Regions from separate parts of the Homo sapiens genome. Here all the other regions are linked to region 3. The links are chromatin loops, found by intact Hi-C in ENCODE. Cell type or tissue: GM12878. All regions are shown on one strand. Region 1 overlaps SRPRB (SRP receptor subunit beta). Region 2 overlaps NPHP3-AS1 (NPHP3 antisense RNA 1). Region 3 holds the start of C3orf36 (chromosome 3 putative open reading frame 36). Region 4 overlaps BFSP2 (beaded filament structural protein 2). Region 5 has its middle 11 kb from the start of ANAPC13.

The links. Hi-C counts contacts between places; a loop is a spot of excess contacts. Peaks named below come from ENCODE experiments on the same cell type or tissue, not always from the same donor. Only the 100,000 strongest peaks of a DNase experiment are listed, where the experiment ranks them.
Region 1: a loop joins it to region 3, with 10 times the contacts of the local background. A loop is called at or near these places in 91 of 110 quality-filtered maps.
Region 2: it touches region 3 in a loop (23-fold over the local background); 33 of 110 quality-filtered maps call a loop at or near these places.
Region 4: a loop joins it to region 3, with 7 times the contacts of the local background. A loop is called at or near these places in 2 of 110 quality-filtered maps.
Region 5: it touches region 3 in a loop (5-fold over the local background); 20 of 110 quality-filtered maps call a loop at or near these places.

Annotation. Positions count from the first base shown.
Region 1 is chr3:133,816,315-133,821,314 of GRCh38, reverse strand. SRPRB (SRP receptor subunit beta) reads right to left here. Exons shown (of 7, transcript NM_001379313.1): 6 at 4,383-4,437; 7 at 1-1,762. The coding sequence ends at 1,549. Among named protein-coding and RNA genes, the nearest start is that of SRPRB, 13 kb to the right of the region's middle. In GM12878, a CTCF peak has its summit at 2,290 (motif pointing left); a DNase peak (open chromatin) is centred at 2,334.
Region 2 is chr3:132,728,922-132,733,921 of GRCh38, reverse strand. It overlaps NPHP3-AS1 (NPHP3 antisense RNA 1), which reads right to left. Exons shown (of 11, transcript NR_002811.2): 3 at 478-598. Among named protein-coding and RNA genes, the nearest start is that of NPHP3-ACAD11, 9.0 kb to the right of the region's middle. In GM12878, a CTCF peak has its summit at 2,652; no DNase peak of the experiment used is centred here.
Region 3 is chr3:133,925,399-133,930,398 of GRCh38, reverse strand. It overlaps C3orf36 (chromosome 3 putative open reading frame 36), which reads left to right and starts at 587. Exons shown (of 1, transcript NR_161373.1): 1 at 587-2,254. RefSeq lists a silencer at 2,429-2,958. In GM12878, a CTCF peak has its summit at 2,655 (motif pointing right); no DNase peak of the experiment used is centred here; H3K4me3 peaks cover 877 bases.
Region 4 is chr3:133,426,559-133,431,558 of GRCh38, reverse strand. The region is part of intron 1 of BFSP2 (beaded filament structural protein 2); the gene reads right to left. It overlaps BFSP2-AS1 (BFSP2 antisense RNA 1), which reads left to right. Exons shown (of 4, transcript NR_189064.1): 4 at 4,224-5,000. Among named protein-coding and RNA genes, the nearest start is that of BFSP2, 29 kb to the right of the region's middle. In GM12878, a CTCF peak has its summit at 2,440; no DNase peak of the experiment used is centred here.
Region 5 is chr3:134,472,055-134,477,054 of GRCh38, reverse strand. No RefSeq gene overlaps it. Among named protein-coding and RNA genes, the nearest start is that of ANAPC13, 11 kb to the left of the region's middle. In GM12878, a CTCF peak has its summit at 2,918 (motif pointing right); no DNase peak of the experiment used is centred here.

The DNA of each region.
Region 1 (5,000 bases), 110 kb after region 3:
TAAGGACTCAGGGTCAGGGTCTCACAACTCCTCCATTTCATGTTTCATTTACATTGTCTTCGTGCTCCAGCAGCAAGGCTGACATGTGCTTTGGGGTAGGAGCCTGGAGTATTTCTGCCAGATGGTCTGAGGTGACGTATACTCCTAGAGCCCAAGTGACCACCAGAAGGGACATGTGAGACAGCAGGCAGAGGCCATACATGGAGGATCACACTCCCTCAGACGTCATCAGCCCCATGCTTTATCCTTTGACTCCCCCTGATCCTCAAGGCCAGGTGGGGTGCCCCTGCTGCATGCTCCAGAGAACTGTGGGCCTCTCCTACCATGGCTCTCAATGCACTGTTCCATAACTGGCTTCTCCCCTGGACAGAGCCACCCTGGTCTCCTTGTAAGCTTTAGTTGGGCTTGTCCCTGAGTGTGTGGGGTAGGAATAGGAGTGTGTTCTTGTGTATGTTGCAATCTTTAGGCTCAGGAGACAAGGAGTTAGACCTGAGTCCTGACATGTGCACTCATTTGTACTCACCATTACATTCTATTTAATTGCTTTGAGCCAGACAGGCTGTTTTCTTTACCATGAAATATACTAATCATTCAAAAAAGCCTTGTGTTTAAGAAGACAGCAAAAAACATCACTTCAAAAAGGCAACTTTTTTTTTTTCTTGGCATCAATGAATATGCACTTCAGAAATCTACAGAGAACTTTTTTCACTTTGTATTTGTTCCACAGCATTCTAGCCAGGAGTACAAAATAGGAGCTCTTCAAGCAGCACATGAAGATGGCCCAGGAGCCTTCAGCCATCCAGAGCAGCAGAGCAGCACCTAAATCTCCACACACTTCCCAGTATAACCACTAAGAACACACTAGACCCTTGGCATTAGGGGATTTATCATTTCCAGTTCTATTATCTGGGAATGACTCCAAGGGTTTGTGACAAGCTTTTGAAACGTAAGTGCTAAGACGAGTGTGGACAAGTCACTGAGCTAATGAAGAATAGACCCACTGTCTGCTTGGCTCTGCTATTTTGTACCTGTCTTCACATGTGGGGAAACTTCATAACTGTGCCCACAAATCAGAGAAATTCGCAAAGGACTAGACAATGTATTGCCTGTGAACTTCAGAGGCAACTGGAAATAGTGCAACTGGAAATCAACTAGCTTCATACATAGGCGGATTTGTTTCCAGGGACCAAAAGCACAGAAGATAAGAAAACTTTTCAGGTGATGGCCATATTCTCATCATATCCTCTCTGTGTGGAGTCTGCCTGTTGTCACAAAAACCTTGACCCTACATCAAGTTACACCTTAACAAAGGGAAGATACAGGCATCAGATAAAAGGTACTTGTTTGAAAGGCAGCCATAAGGGAGAACTGAACTTAAAAAAAAAAAAAAAAAAAATTCCAAGCTGGTTTCAACAGTACTTTGTTTCCAGAACAAAGAAATGTTTCTAACCACATCTTGTACCCCTTCCTCATCAACTCCAGACTACCACAGACCTTTTTCCAAAACTGTGTGTCACACATCCAGGTCTTGTGCTTTAGAGCTGCCTCTCAGGCAATTTTAGCCAGCCATTTCTCCAAGTCCTGGATGTCAGCAGAGCCCACGTCCCCTCTTCCACCCTTGGCACTGCACTCCAGGAACTCCACTTTGAGGGGCAACTGTGAGAATTCAAACTCTTTGCCTTTCTTCCCCAGCTGAGCAGGGGCAGTGCTGGAACTGTCCAGTGTGCTGGGGGCAGCAGAACGGGTAACTCGTAAGGTGTTGCTGTGGGGCAAAAGGAAAGAAGTCAGGAGGCAAAATTTTTATACAGCAATTAAATCATATTAGTTTCTAAACATTTCAGCACTCATTTAAAACTTAACTATAGAATTGCCAATTATGCTATTAAGATTGTTGAATAATCCTTTGCATTTATAAGTCCCTCTCTTGGACAGAGAGGTGAGGTAGGTGGGGCGGGCTGGGGGGGTCAGACCTCACAGGGCTAGAAGGCAGGTCAGCAGTAGACCAGGTCACACCAACTTTCTTTCAGCCCAAGGCCCCCTTCTAAGAGGATCTACTGAATGAAGCCGTCTAAAAATATATTTTTAAAATACATGCTTTAAGTGTTATAAAAACATAAGTTTCTGAAAGTTAAGTGTGGGTAGATAGGGTATGTATTTTTATCTTGAGTCTATTTGGATATGGAGTTTAGAAATCCACCAACTCCAGATTCTCATATCTAACTAGGGCAGAATTACTATTATCCAACCTCTTTAACCACCAAAACCTTCCCAATGTAAGTCCCCTTACTGCCACCTGCTGGCCCTAATAAAGGGTGCATAAGCAACACTCATTTGTCGGCCTCCCCTTCCCCTTTCTGCTATCCAGAAGCAGAGGAATACATGCTGCCAATCTTCTTTCTTACAAAATAAAGCATTTCTTGTTCTGTAAAGTTGCTTCAAAATTAGTGAAGAATCCACAGGCAAAACTAAGCAATACCTTGTTTAGGAAGGAACACACACACACACACACACACACACACACACACACACTGTAAAAGTATTTTTAAAAAACAATACAAAACTGGATATTGCTGACCTCTTGAGGGAAAAGCTTTTGGGGAGAAACAGGGGCCTTCTAGGCATGGTGGTGAGTACATAGGTATTCATTTTAATATTTTTTAAGCTTAATGCATGTGACATATATACTATTATAAGTAAGATATTTTACAATAAAAATTTTTTAAGGAAAAAAGTAAAACATGTATTCAGCTTTTGCCACAAGGCCATGTAAATATAATATACCGTGTTATTGAGAGACTATGAAATGCCTCTAAGCTAACAGGGCCTAATTCTCATAAATCTGAGATTAAAATTAGTCAGATTCCGAATTTTAACTGATGTTAACCTTTACAATTTGTCAACATTTTGTTTCACTGCCTTTTAAGAAAGCATTGCCTTTCAATGCTTTTAAAAAAGGATTGGCTTCTGTATTGTTTTTCTCTAAGTCTATAGAGTGAAAAGCAAACAGCCTATGGAAAACATGTGTTTTAACCACGGGAGACTTGGACTGTACTGTTAAAAATAACCCAAGACTGATTCACAAATAACATTATGACAGTTTTGGCTTCCCCAAAACAATTCCCAACAATTTCAAGAGAATTTTTAGAAAAACCCAACCATCCAATTGTTCCAATGTCCTTATTAACCTAATGGCAGCAACAGATACAATCCAAGAGAGTGAGCATCAAGAGCACAGGAGGACAGGGTGATAAACTCGCAGCTCCAGACGGGAAAGGAACCACTGAAAATGGCATAGGCAGGGCTGGCAAAATTGTTCTGCAAAGAGCCAGAAATTAAATATTTTGTCGCATATTTTTCTTCTGTTTTTTACCTGCCCTTTAAAAATGTCGATTTACTCTTGGCTTGCAGGCCCAGGCAGGAGTTTGCCAATGCCCGAAGCTGACTAGATTCTACCAGACTCTAAGCTCCTGAGTACAGGAACACATTTCCTCCTACAGCTGCTCCCAACTGCAGTCTTGGCATCCACTAGATGCACTACAGGTGCTTCTTAAATGAATAAGGGAGTCAGTAAGTCATAGTGGGGAGAAAAGTTTCTAAAAGTTGAATTTATACAGTTTTTCCTCATCAGATCCTTTTCAAGGCCTTACACAAAAGCAATAAGAAAACATAACTTGCTTTACTATAAATGTTGATCATTTCTTCTACACCAGCTTTTGGCTAGCTCTTACAAATTGGCATAACGCAGAAGACATGCTAGATGCCTTAAAATTCAAAAGCTTATAGCTCAATTTACAAACCTTGAAACACTCAAAGCAGGATATATAATATTGCCAAGTATTTTAACAATCTAAGAAGCTATAATGTAGTATCAAAGACTTGTAGTCTTCCTCAGTGTTCTGTTCTTATTCTGTCAACAATAATTTCCAAAGTGGCTTTTAAATGTTTTAATTTCTTTTTTCCTGATTCTCAGTTTTTATTTTTTATTATTTACATGCATCCTTAAATACCACTTCACAGGCATTATTGAGTGGTGAACAAACACTTCCACTCACTGAAATAACACCGTTCTCAAGTTGGCATGTAAACTTTTTTAGCTTCTAAAACCTTTCAACTATAAATGATTTAGTAACAATGGTAAAATAAATTAAGTTTATGGTTTCAAAAAAATCTTCTTTCCATGAAATTTTAAAATATCTATAAGCACCCTAGTAAGTTTTTGTGATTCCATTATTTTGTAAATTATTTAACAAATATTTATCACACTAATCTTCAGTCTATAATTGTGATAATCACATAAAACCAAACAAAAGAAACATGAATATGCTGCTTACAGTCTAAGTGTTAAGATATATAATTAACCAACAGGCCTCTTTCACACTTACAGTTCTTTCTCCAGCTGCTGTTGAATTAACTTTGCTGATTTTGCCATTGCAATATCTGTAAAGAAATAAAGACACTGTTGTAGTTTAAACGAGAATGAGTTTTTTCCCCAAGACTTCTTACACAGAAGGAAAATTCCTATTTAAACCAGTAAGTTTTTCTCTTTTTTTAAAAAAAGACCTTTTATCACTAGTTCCTTCTCTATCAAAGTAAGCTTTATACTTGCACTAGGGGCTTTCCCAAGATAATGCTTATAAACATATTATGCTGGTGACCCTAAAACTGACTTTAGCTTTCCCTAAAGTTCTCCACACCTTATAGACCTTTCAATTCAAAACATATAAGTTTACTCAGTTTAACAGAAAGAAAACCTACCAGTGCTGTGATTATGAGAAGTGCCTTCACATGCCAAAAGACAGTGCCCTATCTGTCATTTTAAAGTAAACTTAGCATGTTTCCAATTGATCCTAAGACGGTATGTTTAAAGCATTAAGTGTACTAAAGGTAAGAAACAAGCTCTGGTTTGGCACAAAGCCCATGGCAAATAAACAATAACTCCCTTCCTTATATTCAATCAGGGAAATAAAGAGGTCAGGTAATGACGCTAATTGCATTCCCAA
Region 2 (5,000 bases), 1.2 Mb after region 3:
AAAACCCTTAATCCTTTTAAAGAAACCAAAACCAAGTAAGGACAACACAGAAATTATCTTGATAAAAGGAAGTTTCAAAAAGAAATGGATTTTAGAATTTTAAAATAAAAATCTTTTGCAATTTTATTAAAAGAAAATGAATACTTTACAAAAACCTTGTTATAATACAGGGGACCACATTTTTTTAGTTTTGTTCTAGCATATTTTCAATGTCAAAGCTTAATCTTTAGAAAACTTAGAAATAATTTCTTTAGAATTATAGCCAACTTAATCACACACAAAATTGTTTTCATAAATTCTCTTTTCACGAACCTTATCATGACATAGGCAGACCATTGAAAACACGCTTGGACTTTCTGCTTTGTCCTGTATTTCCTCTTTCTTAAATAACCAGTCATTTTACATTAGGACAAAACTTTATCATATGAGATTCTTTCTCATACAAAATTATTCTCTTTTCTTTTTAACCTTCCTTACCAAAAATGCATCTTCATATCCATAACCTTCTTCATATTTTTCTCTCCTAGTTACTTGTTCCTTTTTAATCTTGTTTCTTTCTCCTTCCTAAGTCCATATTTTGAAACAACCTTTAAGTAACCTACAAATTAGACAAAATTATTTTTTCTTTCTCAATAAAGAACACATTTTTATAATAATTTTTATAATAAAGAACACTTCTTATAATTTTTTCTTATCAAAAACACATCTTATTTTTGGCACATTCTATATATAAAATTATATATAAATATTAATTAGAACTTTTAACTCTCAGTAACCTTACATTTTAGTGACAACCTCGACAACAAGAATCTTTGCTTGTCACATATCAGTGTCTTATAAATGAAAACCATTTTATAATCTTTAGAAACATGTTTTCTTATAATATGTTTACCTTAATTGGAAATGACCCAGACATTTAATAGTATCTATTATTTAATTTAACATAGCTTTAAGATTTCAAATTACATGAAAAGTTCCTCTAGAGGTGTATCTCATTGACAGTTATCTAATTTATTTATTTTTAACAGCTTACCTAGAATATTTATGAAAACTGAAATATTAGACAAAGCTAGTCAACATTTCAAGTTATTTTACTGCTAACCACGTTTATAGTCTGTGAATATCAGATATTCACTTAAGTAAGAAGCTTAAAGTTAAATTTATGGATATTTTGCCAAAAACTCAGAAGATGGTTGTTCTTATTAAACTAGTCTTACATGCTAAAAGATCTATTCAAGTGATATGAATTTACAAAGTATTTTGGCTTACTAATTGATGAGTGCTTATTTATTTATAAACCAATTTGGTACCATGTAAACAATATACAAATACAGACATGTGTACATGTACATATAAAAATACAAACAGATGCAAATAAAGATTTTATAGCTTTGCTTTTAAAATTTTATTCATGAGTCAGGTAAAACTCACCAGCTTAAAAGAACAGTTGAATTAAATTGTGCCTCTGTAAATACAACAAGTTAATCTGTCTTCCATGGCTGAAGATCTTACCGAGTACAGTAAATTTACATCTCAAGGCACAGAGACATAATTTAAGTTTTCTAAAAGGCCAGTGAAGTTTTATATCTGCAAGGGACTGTGAGGTCTAGCAGCACATTTAAAGAGTATTATCTGATATTTGGTAAAAGGTTTAATCAGGTTTACTTCCACTTTAATGGAGGTGGCTGTATGTATTTTACTAATGTATATGGAAGACCACAAATGGTTTGGCAAAGCTAGCAATAAACCATAAAATGTGTTGATCATTAGTACCACTTTAGAAAAAACTTGTTGGATCTGTATTTTTAGAATCTCAGTAGTTTCATTCTCATTCTGCAGTTGTTCCATTTGCTCCTTCTGTTTTAAATTTAAATACATTTTAACTCCCTTGAAAGAAGTAAATGAGTCCATTGTGAAATTCCAAAAATCTCTGCCTAAGAGATGTATGGGAGCCCAAGGAACAAGCAGAAGGGAATGAGTTCATATAAGAGAGAAGATGAAAGAACAGGGGTAGACAAGGAGGAGCCATGGGGAAGAAAGGGAGAGAGCCTTCTAAGTATTTTTCAACTAATGTACAATGGTTTGAATGGTTTTAAATATCCTTTTGTTTACCTCTTGAATGGAGGCATTTTTTTTTTTCAAAGAATTTCTTTTAGAAGCTTCTAGGTGCTGTTGGAAGTAAGTCTCCCATTCAATCTGGCTCCAAAACCAACTTTTTCCATTTGTGTGCACAGATAAATTATTTTAGGCATTTTCAAAACATCCCCATTTTGGCCACTGCTGCTGATGACCATCCTGGGTTAGATGGGTCCACTTATCCAAGTACTTGCAAGTAAAACAACATGAAACCAGCTAGTGTCAACAGAGGTGGTATACCTTCAGTCTGGATGCATTTTCCTGGCTGCTTTGAGCAAGACAAGCTCTATAAGGGGTCAGGTGTGCTGACTATGAATCTTTCCTCTGGGGATTTCATACAATGGGCTGAAAAGAGTTCTTATGTGTCTTGGACTCCCAAGTCACCTCCAAAGAAGGGTCGGGATGCTCGGGGCAAGAGATGATCAGTCCTTCTAAAGCCTACAAGCTGAGCAAAAAGTGAACAGTTTGGCCAGAGGGAGTAAATGTCTCATCTTTGGAGCAAGAGTGCCCTCATGTGATTGAGAAGGAGAAAACTAAGGAAAGATTGTCTCACCTAGCCTCCAGGGAAACAATTCACTGAGCTCCTATTTTATTCTGCCCTAAAATTCCCAATAAAACCCTTCCCTTGAATTGGTAGCAGTAACTCTTGTGCTGAAAGAGTCATTGTACCTCCTGGCCAGGGAGGAAACTAGCTTCAATAAACCAGAACTTCAGCCAAGATGTGAGGGTTCCAGGAGGAACCCATCTGTAGCACCCAGCAGGAGCATTTAAATTTGGGAACACAATAGGTTCATTACTGGTACATGCATAATGGTCAAAAGCCACATTGGATGATCCAGGGAAGTTGCTCTGGAATCCTGCTGATTATAACAGAATGTTGACTGAAATTAAGGTTCTTAAGGCAGAAATAATTTGATAAAGTTACTTTGGAAGCCAAATGTGAGGATCAACCCAGGAAGACACACCAACAAAATTGGGAGGGTTCCAGAGTCCGTTACAAGTTAGAAGGCTTTTGTAGGAAAATTTAGGAGAAGGGAGGGGGACTACTCATAGGAGTTGTCCTTTTTCATTGGCGAGTACAATATAAAAGTTACAATAATTGGATACAGATTGCAACATATAGGCTAAAATGTCTATGTACAAGACAACCAGTAAAACTTTGTAATTTGAAAACAAATCAGCATCCTTTTCAGTGTCAGTAGGGTATGTCTTTATTAGTACATTAACAATTAGAGGAACTCATAAGGTTCATTACTGAGGGACAGGATGTCACCATGAATTATAAGACCTTCCCAAGGTGGGTTAATTTGGAAGCCTGTTTACTTTTAAACTGTCAAATGTTACAGTCAAATGTTAAACTGTCAAATGTTGTAGCTTATCACACCTTACACCTGTTAGACTGGTTATTATAAAAAAAAAAAAAAGATGAAAGATAAGTGTTGGCAAGGATGTGGAGAAAAGGAAACCTTTGCACACTGTTTGTAGGAATTAGTACAACCATTATGGAAACAATACGGAGGTTCCTCAAAAAACTAAAAACTTAACTACCATTGGATGATCCAGCCATCCCACCAAGGGGTATATACCTAAAAGAAATGAAATCAGTGTGTTGAAGAGATATCTACACTTCCATGTTCATTGCAAAATTATTCGCAATGGCCAAGATATAGAATCAACTTAAGTGTCCATTAACAAATGCATGGATACAGAAAATTTAATATATATATATATCTCCAATGGGACAGTATTCAGCCTTTAAAGAAGAAAATCCTGCCATTTGCAACAACATAAATGAAACTGGAGGACATTACACTAAGTGAAATAAGCCAGACACAGAAAGACAAATGCCATATGATCTCACTTACATGTGGAATTTAAAAGAGGACTCACAGAAGCAGAGAGTAGAATGGTGGTGGTTACCAGAGGCTGGTGGTGAGGGGGGGCTGGAGGATGTTTGTCAAAGAATACAAAGTTTCAGTTAAACAGGAGGAGTAAGCTCAAGAGATCCATCATACAACGTGGTGACTACAGTTAATAACAATATATTGTGTACTTGAAAATTGCTAAGAGAAACTTTAAGCATTCTCACCATAGAAAGTATGTGAAGTAATACATATGTTAAATAGCTTGATTTAGCCATTCCACAAAATATACATGTATCAAAACATCATGTTGTATTCCAAAAATATATACAATTTTTATTTGTCATCTTAAAAAATAAAATAATTTTTATAAGGAAGTCTGGTGCTTTTTGCCTTTTGGCGTCAGAATGTAACAGACATATAACCATCAGAATATAACCATCTCCATCGACTGATTTGACTCGGGTTCAAAATGTAATAGCCAGAAAACAGTGAAGAAACACTATTTTTTAGGACAATGGTAGTCATATGTATTTAAGGATGCAGATATGCCAGTGATTTCTGTCACAGAGAGGCCCTAGTTTTGCTGGATATCAATCAAAACAGCCTTCAAAGAATGAAATATACATGTCAGGCTTGCCAAAAAAATGTTTAGGGTCTCCCTACTAAGTTACTTAGAAAAGAGAGTTTAAATGAAATAGTGCATTTTCTGGATCCCTGGGAAACAAAACATAATCAAAACTAGTTTATTCATTTGGATGTCTACAACTGCTATAAAGTGAACTACTATTATCTCCGTTTTCAGATGAGGAGACTAAAGTGCAAGAAGCCAAATAACTTGCACAACATTTTGCCAGAATCTAAGCTATGGCAACCATATAACAACTCGTTCCCTATCTCCTTTTCCTGGTCTCCTCCCTACTGGAACAACTGTCTCAGACCAGTGAAATGTGCACACTTTGACCTGTGGCCTTAAGTGTCTTCTTCACAGTGCCCAAGGAT
Region 3 (5,000 bases):
AGCAAATCCAGAAGAAATACATCCTATCTTTCGCAACCACAGGAAGTAAATACCTGGAAGAAAGGTCCATCTCCTGCCAGTAGCACCAGACACCAGATTCATTATAACCTTTCATCAGAGATTAAATATGGAAACAGATCCTGGAAAAGCCCTTGGCAAATCATAAATGAGAGGAAGTTTTTCTCCATGGCATACCCTGGCCATTCCTCCACTCTCCAGCCACATCATGTCTCCAGCCCTGCTACAACTTGACAGCAATAATAATAACTAAAATGTGCACAGATCTTTACAGTTTACCAAGCCATTAACCCATTTAAAACACTTCTTTAATCAGTAAATCAGTGGGGAAAGGCTTGGCTATGCTGTGGTAACAAACCTCTCGAATCTTAGTCACTTGACACAACAAAAGATGGTATCTCGCTCACAGAACCTGTGGTGATCTGGGTGACTCTCAGGTCAGTGGCTCAGTAGTGCCCCTCTGCCTGCTCAGGGCCTGGAGGATTGGCCTGAGAGCCCCCCCAACCAGTGTCTCAGTAACTCAGACTGTTTGGAACCTGAGGTACCTCCATTTCATTATAAGCTGCCATGATGGATGGGGCAGGGGAAGAAAGTCCTGGAAGATCCCGCACTGCTAAGCAATGCTTTGTCCCAAAGTAACGCTCTTCACTCTGCTCCCAGCCTAGCTGCCGCAAGAGCGGAACAGAATATTCTGTGTGCTCAGGAGAAGAAAAGAGCAGATATGGTTGAGCACTAAAACCCTCTACTGTGGGTAGTGAACCTAGGTGGACACAGTTGCTCACCGGGACACTTAAACCAGCTTTGCGGGGCTGTCGGGGTTGGGAAGCACAGTCTGGAAAGATTTCCCAATGGAGGAAGCACCAATTGTGGGTCCCTGAAGCTGAGGGGATGATGCCCAGGCAAGGCCGAGGCAGTCTGCAGAGGGCTGGGGAGGTGGGAAAGACGATTTTGCTCAGAGGAGGCAGAGATGGGGTGGTGGCTGAGAGAGATGCAGGGTCAAGGAAAGGATGGCTTCAGAGAGGAGAGATTTGCTGGGGCAAAAGGCCACAGGATGGGGAGGCTGCGGGGTCCAAGAGGACAGCTGATGGAGCGAGACCCTGCAGGCAAGGAGGAGATGGGGTGACTCATGGCAGAATCGCACCAGAGTTCCCACAGCCCTGTGCGGCCACTATGACTAGTCCCATCCTGTACATGGAGAAAACGAGGCTCCTTCCAGTTGTCCCTCACGCCTCCCTTGATTTATGTACTACCTGATGTGTATAAGGACAGGTGGTGACAAACACATGGTCCCTACCCTTCAAGGACATATAATCCAGAGCTAAGACAAGACCTTAACACAGGGCAAAGTACTATGCTCTGAGTTCATTTGATGAGCGATGGGAGAACGGGCTTGATCCTAGCCATGCGGGAGAGACTGGAATTCAAGAGAGTCAAATGTGCTGGGAAAGACTTTCTGGGCAAAAGGAATAAGCAAAGGTGTGCAAAGGTAAGGAAGCAGGAAACCTTTGCACATCTTGAGAACTCGCCGGCCAGAGGCCTGTGAAGGAGCGCAGTGGTCAGGCAGGAGAGGCAGTCGGATGCAGGCTGAGACCATCCTGGAGGGTCTTGAGGCTGGCTTACCCCAGGCTGTGAGTAGTGGGCTCAGCCTAGTCCCGGCTCCTGGGTTAGTGCTCACGTGTCTCTCTGCCCCCTCAGGGCCTGGAGGAATGGCCTTAGAGCCCCCACCAACCACGCTCAGGAAGGCATTCCTAGCTCAGAGTACCCTCCTGGAGTCTACACTGGAAGGGGCTCCTGAGTGGGCCGCGCCACACCCCGAGGAGCAGAGGCGCAGTCCTCCCGCGTGCTCCCAGCACACTCCACCCCTACCCAGCACACCCACGGGGCCCCCACCTTGCTCACCTGGGGGGAACCACCCACTCTGCGCCCTCTCAGGGAGAGGTGGTGGCCGCTGCTCTATCCCCTCCCTCTCTTCCTCTTCCACCTTCTCTCTCTTCTCATCTGGGTGCTGGAACCCAAGGGTGAAACTGAGAGTCAGAAAGTCTCAGTCTCAAGGCAGAGCGGGGCAACTAATTTAAAACGGCTTCTACTCCGGCCCCCAGTGTGACTAATCTCCTTCTCTTCGCTCCACAGGTCTATAAATGGGCCACAGTAGGCACCCCTTTTTAAATCTGTAAAATCCCCAAATCCATTAAAAGTGACTTCAGAGGTCCCAGATAGGGACCAACATTTGTTTAAACCTTTTCCTCATTACATCTCATGACCGCCAGCTTACAAAAGAGAGACTGGGGGTTCTGGATGAGACGTATGCAATCCCTGAGTCCACCTTGGAAAGGACAGAGGCAGGTGTCACACCGTTCCTCTTTGACCCGAATCGCTTGAATCCCAGAGTTTCAACAGCTCAGGTGGGTTGAAGGCTCAGAATGTACCAGACATCCGAAGCGCTTTACATACATTTGCTCCTTGAATCTTCACGACAGCCCTGTGAGATGCAATAATCATGCCATTCCACAGACGAGGAAACGGGCCCAGGGGACTGCGGTCTCGGCTCCTTTCCTCTGGCTTTCTCAGAAAAGGCGCGGAGGCCCCCGCCGGGTGGGCGAGGCGGGGTGGGCGGCCCCTTGCGCCCTGGAGTCGCATTCCGCCACCAGGGGGCGCCGCCCCTCCGCCGCGGCCCGGGGAAGCCACCCGCGGAGGCGCCACGCCCAGCCCGCCCACGGGACGCCCCCGCGGCCCCACAGCCAGCCGGGCGGGACTCCACCACCCGGCTCAGCGCGCCTCCGATAGCCCGCTTCCCCGCCGGGGCGCCCTCGGGCCTGCGGGGCTCCCCGCGCCCACCGCACGCACGCACGCACGCCTTCCCCTACTCGGAGGGCCCGGCGGCTGAGCCCACCGGCGCCTGCTCACGGGACACAGCCTCGAGAAAACTTCCTCTCTGACTGCCCGCGATAAAGCACCGTTTAGTCTATTTATGTTTTCTGCACGAAAGTGTATTAAACACGTTAGAGAACAAGAGGAGTAGAGAGTAAGGTGCCACGAGGCACCGAGAGGGCCCGCGGGAACACACGGCTTCCTCAGGCTCTCTGACCGGCCGTGAGCAGGGTGGTCCCCGGCCGCATTGTGGGGCCATTCGCACCCAGAAGCTGTCAGCCTCCCCACTGCGTCACTGGCACCATCTGGGAACCATTATTCAGCCACTGCAGGGGGCTAGGTAGCCTCTGCTTCCTCCTTCCAATTCCCAAAACCTTCACCACAGCACCTCCTGGGGCCTGGCCCCGAGATAGGCTTGCATGTCGGAAAGAAACTGTTGTCAGCATTCCAGGCACTGTCCACCCCGGGAAAGGGGCAGGTACCCATCCCGTCACAGACTCAGGTACCCGGGCAAGCCGGGCACCAGGCCTATAGAGGTGAACAAGACAAACAGAAGGCAGACAGACAACCAAGAAAGCATCCAAACTGTGGCTGCAATTGGCTGATCAATTACAGGTGCAATAGTGCCATGAAGGAGAAGTGCAAACAGACAGACAGATGCCTGCATGGAAATGCAGGGGGAAGCCGGTGTATGTGGTGGATTAACAAAGGTGAAAGAGGCCCGTTCCCTAGGGATTGGAGATCTGGAGCAGAGATGAGCTCTAACTGTGCCTGGAAGGATAGGGTAAGTTTGTTGACAGGGGCCTTAGAGAAGGTGTTCTGGGCGGAGGGGACTGCAGGAGTGAAGACTCAGAGATGAGAAAACTGGACCATGTTTGCCTGGAGGGCAGGGTGTAAGTAGCGCCCCCAGTTGCAAGGTGCCTCAGGCAGAGCGTGGTGAGTGGTGGATTCTAGAGGGAGAGAGTGTATCATGTACATCTCCTTTAGTAACTAACAGGGTGCTGCTGGTGGATGATGGGGCGTCGCTGACAGAATTTTAACAGAGGCAAGATGCAACCAGATTTCAGGGTGTAAAAGGCCACTGGGGCTACATGTGTACTTGGAAGAGGGAACCTGGCTGGCAAAGGTCCTTAGGAGGGAGGCCTACTTGTCATTATGGCCACTGGGATACTAGAGTAGGAGACGTCAGAGCCGAGGGCAGGACCAGCAAGCAGCAGGAGCATCCCAGGCACCCACAGGCTCCTGGCAGCCAGGATGAGCCAGCGCAGAATGCAGGGTTAGCAAAAGGCCATGCGGGAGCCCATCCCAGCACCAGAACTTGCCTTGTTATAAAACAGGCATTGGAAACTGGCTGAGCCTGGGCCCAGCACAAGAGTTCTAGTTGGCCTACAAGATATTTGCATGTCTTTAAGTTAGCTCCAAACACTGGGAGAGTTTGACTGGGGTTTTCTCTTGAAAAACCCTGGTGCAGCATTCCAGCCCAAAAACAATGGATTGGAGCTGAGTAGAGGGCAGTCCTTCAGATGGACCCTGTCCTCTCAGGGTGGCTGCGGTTCCCACATCATCTGCCTGGCCCTTGTAGGTATTTAAAACTTTCACACACACACACACACACACACACACACACACACTCAAAAAAGTCAAGTTAAAACACCAGAAATCCAGGTGGATGTTGGAAAAGACAAGCCCAGAAGGAAAGAAAGGCTGTTTGAGAAATAATGACCAGGGAAGATTGGCCGTGCTTGAGGATGGATGGGCAGAAGATGTGAGGAACAAGTGGTGATCGCCAGGTGACTGCTTGTGGCCTGCTAGAGAATCAAATCCAACATTGAGCTCCTCGTCCTCCCCAAACCTCCTTTCACTGACTTTCCTGTCTCAGTTAATGGCATTCCAACCTTAGGTGATTAGACCAAAAACTTGGAGACAATAGAAAATAAGCTTTAAAAAGACTTTTTAAAATCTGCTTTACTGACATATAGTTTATGAACAATGAAAAGTATTAATTTTAAGCCTACTTGCTGTTCAATGAGTTTTGACAAATGTATACAACCACACAACCACCATTTTAATCGAGATATAGAACATTTCCATGACCACCAGAAAATTTCTTGATA
Region 4 (5,000 bases), 500 kb after region 3:
AGCCTCGGGCCAGAGTTCCAGGGGCTCTGGGAGTGGCTGCCAGGTGAGTTGAACAGTCCGATTTCCAGTGGGGTCCCGCACAGATGGGACACGGCTTAGGAGGAATCCTGGGCTGCGGGCATTCCTTGGCCTGGTGGTCAGATTTCTGGCACTTGAAGCAAGCTCCTGGGGGAGGAGGTTCTGGAGGAACGCCTGGCTGCTGCGGTTCAGGTGTTTGGAAGTTCTTGTGTGCTGGAGATGTGGCTGGGATTTGTCTCAGAGTGGAGGCAAGGAATTGCAACTTTTTTCTATTATTGTACACCTGGAAGGCGAGGTTAATTAAATCCTGTTGTGGGGTTTGAGGGCCGGAATTTAATTTTTGGAGTTTTATTTAATGTCAGGAGCAGATTGGGTAATAAAATGTATATTGAGAATAAGACGGCCTTTTGACCTTTTAGGGTCTAGGGCTGTAAAGCGTCTCAGGGTTGCTGCCGAACGAACCATGAACTGGGCTGGGTTTTTTATATTTGATGAAAAAGAGCCTAAACGCTATCTGATTTGGGGTAAAGAAAAAGGAGCATTAACCTTGACTATGCCTTCAGCTCCAGCCACCTTTTTAAGAGTAAATTGCTGGGCAGGTGGGGGAGGGCTAGTCACGGAATGAAACCATAAGCCGGACCAGGTGTGAGGAGGGGAGGTGATAAAAGGAGCGGACCAGGGTGGAGGAGCGGAGGCTGAGGAAGAATTGGGACCTAGCTCGGCCTGGTGAGGAGGGGAGAGGTCAGATGGGTCTGTAGAAAAGGAAGATTAGAAAGACTCAGCGACGCTTGGGGTTGGGACTGAGGGGACAGGCGGGAGGGAAAGAAGGAAGATTTGGGATGAGTTGCATTGGGAACAGAGACTAGAGAGGGACCGATGCGTAAAAGAATGCCTGGACGTCAGGCACCTCAGACCATTTGCCCATTTTATGACAAGAATTATTTAGATCTTGTAGGGTGGAAAAATTGAAAGTGCCGTTTTCTGGCTATTTGGAACTACTGTCGAGTATGTATTGGGGTCAAGCGGCATTGCAGAAGAAAATCAGAGAAATGCAAATCAAAACCACAATGAGATACCATCTCACACCAGTTAGAATGGCGATCATTAAAAAGTCAGGAAACAACAGGTGCTGGAGAGGATGTGGAGAAATAGGAACACTTTTACACTGTTGGTGGGACTGTAAACTAGTTCAACCGTTGTGGAAGTCAGTGTGGCGATTCCTCAGGGATCTAGAACTAGAAATACCATTTGACCCAGCCATCCCGTTACTGGGTATATACCCAAAGGATTATAAATCATGCTGCTATAAAGACACATGCACACGTATGTTTATTACGGCACTATTCACAATAGCAAAGACTTGGAACCAACCCAAATGTCCAACAATGATAGACTGGATTAAGAAAATGTGGCACATATACACTATGGAATACTATGCAGCCATAAAAAAGGATGAGTTCATGTCCTTTGTAGGGACATGGATGAAACTGGAAACCATCATTCTCAGCAAACTATCACAAGGACAAAAAACCAAACACCGCATGTTCTCACTCATAGGTGGGAATTGAACAATGAGAACACATGGACACAGGAAGGGGAACATCACGCACCGGGGACTGTTGTGGGGTGGGGGTAGTGGGGAGGGATAGCATTAGGAGATATACCTAATGCTAAATGACGAGTTAATGGGTGCAGCACACCAACATGGCACATGTATACATATGTAACTAACCTGCACATTGTGCACATGTACCCTAAAACTTAAAGTATAATAAAAAAAAAAAAAGTTTACATTTTGTATTTTTATCTCTTAATTCCATTTTTTTTCCAGGAACATTTTGAAGTCCCCTCATATACAATGAAATGATAGATTTGTCAACACAGATAAATCTCAAAAACACAATAAGTGAAGAAAGTAAGTTGCAGATGGAAATAATATGTGATGGTCAAACAATCTAGATGTTTCCGTGAAGGTGTTTTTGGATGAGACTAACATTGACATTGGTGGACTTTGAGTAAAGCAGGTTGCCTGCGTGCCATAATGTGGGTATTCTCATCCAATCAGTTGCGGGATTTAACAGAGCAAAGACTGAGGTCCCCTGAGAAAATAGGATTCCACCAGCAGACAGCCTTCAGCCTTGAACTGCAGTGTCACCTCTTCACTGGGCCTCCCAACCTGCTGACACTTTGATCTTGGACTTCTAGCCTCCATAACTGTGTGAGCCAATTCCCTAAAATAAATCTCTCTCTGTACACATTCTATGGTTATGTTTCCCTGGAGAACCCTGACTAATACACAGTATAACACAATTTAACATAAAGTTTAAAATAATGCAAAATAGTCCTAGGAAAGGTTTTATACATATGTAGTAAAACTTTCATGGGAGTGGTAAGCACCAAATTTAGGGCAGCAGTGACCTCTGGGGGGGTGGGGGTGGAATTCAATCAGGACAGAGTACAAGGGGAGTTTCAATTATATCTAAAATCTTTGATTTCAGGTTTTAAAAAAAGGTTTTTTAACAAATAACACTGAGTTGACAATGCTGAGTATTAGGTGGCTTTTTATGTGTTAAAAATATTTCATAATTAAGAACAGAATGAGATCGATCGCATAAATAAAATCAACTTGGAAAAGAAAACTAGCACAGTGGCTGATACATCTTGGGACCCTGACAGACACAGGGAGAGACTGGCTGGGACAAGTTTGATGGAGAAGGCAGGTCAGAGCGAGGGCAGGCGGTATGGAAGTGTGGCCTTAGGGAACAGTGGGCGGGGTGACTGCAGAGGTCATGTGGACGCAGTCCCAGTCACCCAGGTGGCTCTCCAACAGGCCCTGCGTGTTTACCCGAAGGTGGCCCTGCACAGACAGTTATCCCCGACTTTCCTCTGACAAGATATTTCCTGGGCACTTGCCAACATCAGAGGAATCTAAGTTCCTCAGAAATTCGCGTGGGACCTGTTGAGGCTTACGGCAGATCACAGGTGCTCCTTTCCTATCCCAGGCGTGGCTGCTGCAGCAGGTACTGTCACTGCTCTGACCCATCCTCTTTTTTTTTTTGGAACTATTTTTTTGTGTCCCCACGTTCCATGTGCATTCACTCCCCACAGCTGGGCCCTGTGGCTCATTTGTGGAGCAGTGCCCTAGGGCCCCAGAGCTTGACTTACTGGCTCTGTCTGACAGCTGGGGGCATGAAAGCCCAGCGCCCTGGCTTGGGGGTGGGGCAGCCCTGAGGTGGCTCCCTTGCTTGGTCTTCCCTCTGTGTCCTGCCTCCCTGCCTCTTGCGGGTTTCTCCAGGAGCACTTCCATACTACGTGGCCCACAAGAGAACCCTAGGCTTGGGCTTTGCGTCTCAGGAATCCAATCTAACATAAGTGTTCTCCTCAGCCTCATGCTTTTCCTCCTGGAAAACCTCAAGGTCAAACTGTTTTGAGCTTTAGTCTGTCGAGAGTGGACCCGGGCATACAGACTCTGGAATCCAACTACCCACGTTAAAGGTTTTGTCTCTATCACTTCAACCTGTGAATCTTGGAAAAGTTATTTAACTGGTGCTGTGTATCAGTTTCCTCATCTATAAAAAGGAATCATACAAGGAATGGCCTCATAGGGTTTTTGTGAGGTTAAATGATTTAAGATGTGCAAAACCCTCAGAACAAATTCTGGCATATAGTATGTGCTCAATAAATTCCAGTTTTCTTAATCTCCACTGGAACTAAGGGACACTTACGGGCAATAAAGGGATAGATATGCTTTACCCCTTGGCCCAGGCTAATGTAACGAAGGGAACAAACTATTCTCTGTTGTCAGAAACATAACCTCAATTGATTCCAGTGGGACGTAATGGACAGTTTAGTGTGTTGTTGCCAGGATGGATGTGTCTGATGTCCTACTGGAAGAATCATGAAAGAATCCTCAACCTTACACTGCCTGAAATGCCACCCCATTCTCCAACCCCAAGCTGGCTGAGGAGCAGGGAGGTGGGATTCTGGTAAGTAGAGGATTAGGAAGGGCAGGGAAATGCTCACTTGATCTTGTGTGAACATCAGCAAAAAGAAGGTATAGGACTCAAAGTGTTAGGCTTGGATTGGGAAACCAAGGTTCAAGTCCTGGCTCTGCTTTTCACCAGACATCGTATTTATCACTGCTGAGCTTCAGTTTCTTTACCTGTAAAAAGGAGGTAATGACACCTGTTCTGCTTATTCTAAAGGGAGGCTGTGAGGATCTAGAGGATACAGCTACGGAGAACATGCTGGGTTCCTTGAGCTGCTAAGCACTGAAGTCCCACCAATGGTGACGAAGGTCTAAGGAGAACATTGCAATTGCACAAAATGATCCTTGGAAATTCTTTAGAAGGGCACCATCTTGGAGACCCAGAATCAATAAAACCAGCATGGCTGGGAGTTTTCTCCAGCATTTGAATAAATTGTTGTTTCTTTGGTTGAACCATGATGAGATAATTGGCTTAAACCAGGAGTCATGCATGGTATCTGGAAACTTCCTCACTTGAATCACCAGCATCATACTCAGCATGCATAATCCTCTCATCATGAGAGGCACAGGGGAAATGAGCCAGCCTGTCTGGAAAGGAAGCAAATGCATGCTTTCCATCTCCCACTCAGTACTGGACATGAAGCTATGTCATCACCACTTAATGCCAGCACCACTTAAATGATGTTTCTCTCTCTCTGCCCTGTACTTGCTGGAGGCACATGCCCATATCACGTAGGGTGTCAGGGCAGAGAGCTCTTAGGAAGAGCTGAGCTGTGGGGACTTCCTCCCACGCAGAAGAGGGAGGCCTCTGCAGAATTCTCTGCCATGTGCTTCTAGGCTTCCTCAACTCAGAAATTTTATTATAGAGTTTTAGAATGTGAAGAGCTCTTGGAAATCATGAAAGATGAAGAATCAAGATGGAAGTTTGATGGCTTGTCCCAGGCCCCAGAGTGGACCCTTTGCTTTTTGGAATCCAACAGCAAGGACTCATGGG
Region 5 (5,000 bases), 550 kb before region 3:
GTCAGATTTTGTCAACCAGGGCTTCGAAATCTCCGTCTAGGACTGGCTTGAGGATGATGGGCACAAGAAATGCTAAGTTGCTGTTACAGGGTAGCTTTCTTCAATTGTCTGTACCAAAACACCCAAAAAGGAAAGTATCTGGAGAGGGAGGCCAAGAGGCTATGTGGCCTATTGGTTCCTGACAGCTTTCCAGTTTAGAGCCTGCATATTGCTTTTCTCTGTGGGAGGCACCATGCCTGGCACTGGGAGTATAGCAATGAACAAAGTAAGTGTGGCCTCTCCCTTCATGGAGCCTTTAGTTGGGGAGACAGGCATTAAACCATTAGCCATACAAATACATGATTTCAATTTGGGGCGTATGCTAGGAAGGAAAAATAAAAGATGTGACTTAGGTTGGGTTCCCAGAAGCCAAGCCTGAGGCAGAGATTTCTTGTGCAAGTGATTTATTGAGGTGCTTTCAGAAGAGTCCTGTAAGGTAAACAGGATAGGGCAGGGAAAGAAGCTGAGCCAAGATGTGGTTTGAGCTGAAGTCTAGCTTCAGTCTGATCCAGTGGGATTTCTGGCCCATGACGATGCCAAGAGTTTTCTCACCTTGAGGCAAGGGGTTAGGCCTTTGTACTGAGTATGAATTGGTCAGTCATTGGCTTGGCCCCTCCCACAATCCCCCAGTGACAGCATAACCTCCCAGGCATTGCCAGGTGACACGCCTCTCCAGAGGACACTCTGTAAGAAGCAGCCTCGGCTGCTTGTGTCCGTATCCCTTGTTGAAACTCTGGAAACACTGAATAACTAAAATCTCTTCTCACAGCTGTGAGCCTTTGACAGCCAATACACAGTAGCTGGGGGAATGGGTACCAACAGTACTGCTGCAGTATAGGAGAATGTGACTGGAGGGGATCTGATTTATATTGAATAATCCAAGGGAGACCTTGTGATTAGCAGCTTTTATAGCACATAATTTGAAATACTAATTTTTTCTCTGAATTTTTTTCCAATCTCCAAGGAAGTAACCAGGTCCTGTGTGCTTCCCGTGCACATCAGGAAGCGGACATGCTTAATAATAACCCTAGTCCTTGTTTGGGAAGCAGGGGAGGGTGGGAGAGAAGAGGGTCTGCAGACAGGAACCTCTTAGGAGTAGTGGAAAGCTGTGTTCCACTCAGTACCACAGTGAGATGGTGAACTTCAGAGTTTCATGGTTTGTTGGGTGCTCCAGAGGAAACCTGCACCTCAACACTGAGTCTTCCAGAAAAGGCAAAGACCTCCAAGCTTGGAACCCCCTCCTACAAGGGCCCCCTCAGACTTGGCAGTGAAGATAATAGCAACGACCCAGATAGACTGAAGAGTAGAGGTCTTTACCCATTTTTCCAGGTCATTCATGAGTGTCCTAAATGCTTGCAAGACCCTAAGAAGGGGAAAGGACACCCCAGGGACCACAGAATTAATTTCTGCTTGCAGTGCAGCAGAGTGAGGCCAAATGGACTTAATTTGCTTTGAAAAAAAGAAATGTGCTATCTCTTGTACCCTCCTTGAGCTTGTGACCCAACACCCAAAGGATGAGTAGTAGTAATAAGGGAAAGAATTGGGAGATGAGGATTGCTTACAGAGAGAGCTAACTGCATAAAGCCAGGAGGTAGGACTGGCATTATAAGCAAGGTGGGTAGGCAGGTGTCTGGCTAAAAAAAGTTTTTCTAAGTCATTGAAAGGTTCTAACTAGAGAGAGTGGCCTGATCAGATTGGATTTAAATATATATATATATGTATATATCACTTTGGAGATAAGAATAGAAGTGGAAAGAAAAATTAGAAGAGCTTTGCTTTGGCTCAAGTGAGAAATGATGGTAGTTTGGATTGGCAAGATAGAGGTAAAAGTAGAAGGACTTGAAATATTTGTTCGAGGTGGAATTGTCCAGACTTGCCCAGTGTGAGCACTGCCCTCATGACCCAGGGGTTAGATCTCTGAGCTAGACACAGGACTAAAGTTACAGCCCCTAGTCTCTGGAAACAAGGTCTGAGTCCAGGGGCTGCTCATCCTTTGAAACCCAACTTAGACTCACATCGTAATAGTATCGTAACGATGACACGATGGTTAATCAAGCACTTCTATGCACTTTAAACACATGAGTTCCAGCCCTGACATTCACCTTTTAGGTGGATAGCATTGTCCTTATTGATCAGGAGATGGTGACTTAAATGATTTGTTCCAAGTTAACATTGAAAGACTTATTCCAGGCTGGACACGGTGGCTCACGCCTGTAATCCCAGCATTTTGGGCGGCTGAGGCGGGCAGATCACCTGAGGTCAGGAGTTTGAGACCAGCCTTGCCAACATGATGAAACCCCGTCTCTACTAAGAATATATTAAAAACAAAAACAAACAAACAAAAAACTAGCCGGGCATGGTGGTGGGCGCCTGTAATCCCAGCTATTTGGGAGGCTGAGGCAGGAGAATTATGTGAACCCAGGAAACAGAGGTTGTAGTGAGCTGACACGGTGCCACTGCACTCCAGCCTGGACGACAGAGTGAGACTCCGTCAAAAAAAAAAAAAAAAGACTTATTCCAAGTCATTCAAATAGTAAATGGATTCCAGCCTAGGTTGTCTGATCCCAAAACCCATGTCCTCTCCCAGGACCATGTTACCTTTCCTGTAAAACTTTCTGTGACATGGGAAGAAAATCCTACCAGAATACTTAGAACTTTAAAGTGTGTACCTTGTTTCTAAAATTGAGATAAAGAACTAGAAGCATTTTTAATAGGAGCATGGGAGTCATGAAACATTTAAAGATTCAACCTTTTATCAAACTCATATATAATGTTGTCACCATGAGTCCTGTTGTCACTGGATTTTATACGAGATTAAATCTCTGTAGTTTCAGATTTTGATGCATTTGAGAGGATAGTTTAATGTCAATGCTACAATACCCAGCAGGGGGCGCTCAATTCCTTTTAGAAAGTTTGAATCACTGGCTGATTGTTAGCTCTGAACGCTGAAGATTCTCAATACGTGTGATCTTTCGCTTGAAAGTGATTCTGCATACCTGGGCTGCCCAAAGTGCTAGCTAGCGGTTATGTGAGGAAAGCACAGCCTTCCTGGGATTCTGGCCAGCCAGGCTTGGACTGAGCAGCTCACCTAGTGGGCTCCCCACTCATGCTTTGTCGGGGGCAAAGTGAGGGCACCCAAAAGTTGAGGGCAGTTCAGAACTTTTGGTTAAAGAAAAAGAGGTCTGGAACCAGGAATTTTGCCCACCTGTGTCCCCAACTTATAGTCAGGCCTGGGGCTCTTTCATTAAGCTGTTTCCCAGATCTTTGCATGAAATCGTTTGGATAATTTAGGCATCATCCAGGAATAATCCATTAGGCTCTAGAAAGACTGTTTTTCTTTTTAAAAAAAAAAAAAACAAAACAAAAACTCTTATTCATGTACAGATTTGTTAATACAGGGACACTGTTGTCACAGGAGTTTGGTATACAGATCATTTCATCACTCAGGTACTAAGCCTAGTACCCAGTAGTTATTTCTCCTGATCCCCTCCCTCCTTCACCCTCCTCCCTCAAGTAGGCCGCAGTGTCTGCTTTTCCCCAGTTTGTGCCTATTGGTTCTCATTATTTAGCCCCCACTTATGAAAACATGCAGTGTTGGCTTTCTGTTTCTTCGTTAGTTTGCTAAGGATAATGGCCTTCAGCTCCATCCACATTCCTGCAAAGGACCTGATCTCCTTTTTAATGGCTACATAGCATTCCATGGTGTATATGTACCACATTTTCTTTATTCAGTCTGCCATTGGTGGGCATTTAGGTTAATTCCATGAAAAGACTGTTTTTCAAAGCTTCCTTTCTTGATTTGGCCCCGCTTTACCCACAGTTATATTTGTTCACCAGTTTCTCACTCTCACTGTGCCATACGCCATCAGTGAGCTCTCGAGGAAAGACTGGGTAGTGGCAGGCCTGAAAAGGCAGCTGGGTGGTCTCCTAAAGGGACTTCATACCTTGTGGCCTTCCTGGCCCAGATGATGGATGGTGCTGGCCTCTGCACCGGAACCAGCCTGGACCAGCTAGCTGCTCAGGCGTGCAAGCAAGGCAGTTGCCCTGGGCCTGCACTCAAAAGGGCCTGCATTTGGTATAATGCTCCGCTTTTGCTGTCTTGAAAGTGTTAATAATTTTTTAACAAGGAACCCACATTTTCATTTGGTACTTGGCCCCATAAATTGGGTAGCTGATCCTTGAATCTATGGTATCCATCAGGGTTCCATGCTGGACAGTGACTAAACCCAGCAAATGCCCTCACCTTAGAAGTGAGAATTCAAGGGACTGTGGGTGTTGGCCTTTGGGGTGACAGAAAAGCAACCAGGGCCAGGAGGAGCGACAGGGAGAATGCTGGGTCAGACCCCCGGGCTTGCCAGAGTCCTGACAGGGGTTCAGGTCCTCGAATGATCTCCTAGGCAGTTGCTGAAATCGGTTCCTCAGCTCAACTGAACCCTCTGTCTTTTTTGCCTCCTGAAAACTAGCCTCACTGACCATGGGAGGAAGGAGAGGTACAGAACTTGAGGTGAGGTTATCACCCAATCTCAGGGCATGTCCCTGCCTAAATTTCATCTGGCTCTTAGCCAACTACTATATGAACTTGCACTCTGTCACCCTGGTCACAGCAATGCAGCTGTTGCAGAATCGAGCCTCTTGAGTGCTGCAGGTGTGAGAAACACAACTACAGAGCTGGGACCAGTGGTTACCCCATTCCTTCATTAGTTCTGCTCATTACTATAAGGATTTCCACCTAGATTTTTATTTTAGTTTACCAACTGGGTTGAACCATATGAAAAAGCTGTTTTTATACATCAAAAATAGTCAGATAATTGCAATTTCCTGTTTTCAGCTAATATTATTCTTACCAAGAGCCAACTGTGTGTGTATACAAACACACGCACACCACACACAAACCGGATTTGATGGGGGTGGGTGGGGGGAACAGGCAAAGGGTGGAGAATTTGAAAACAACCAAATGACTC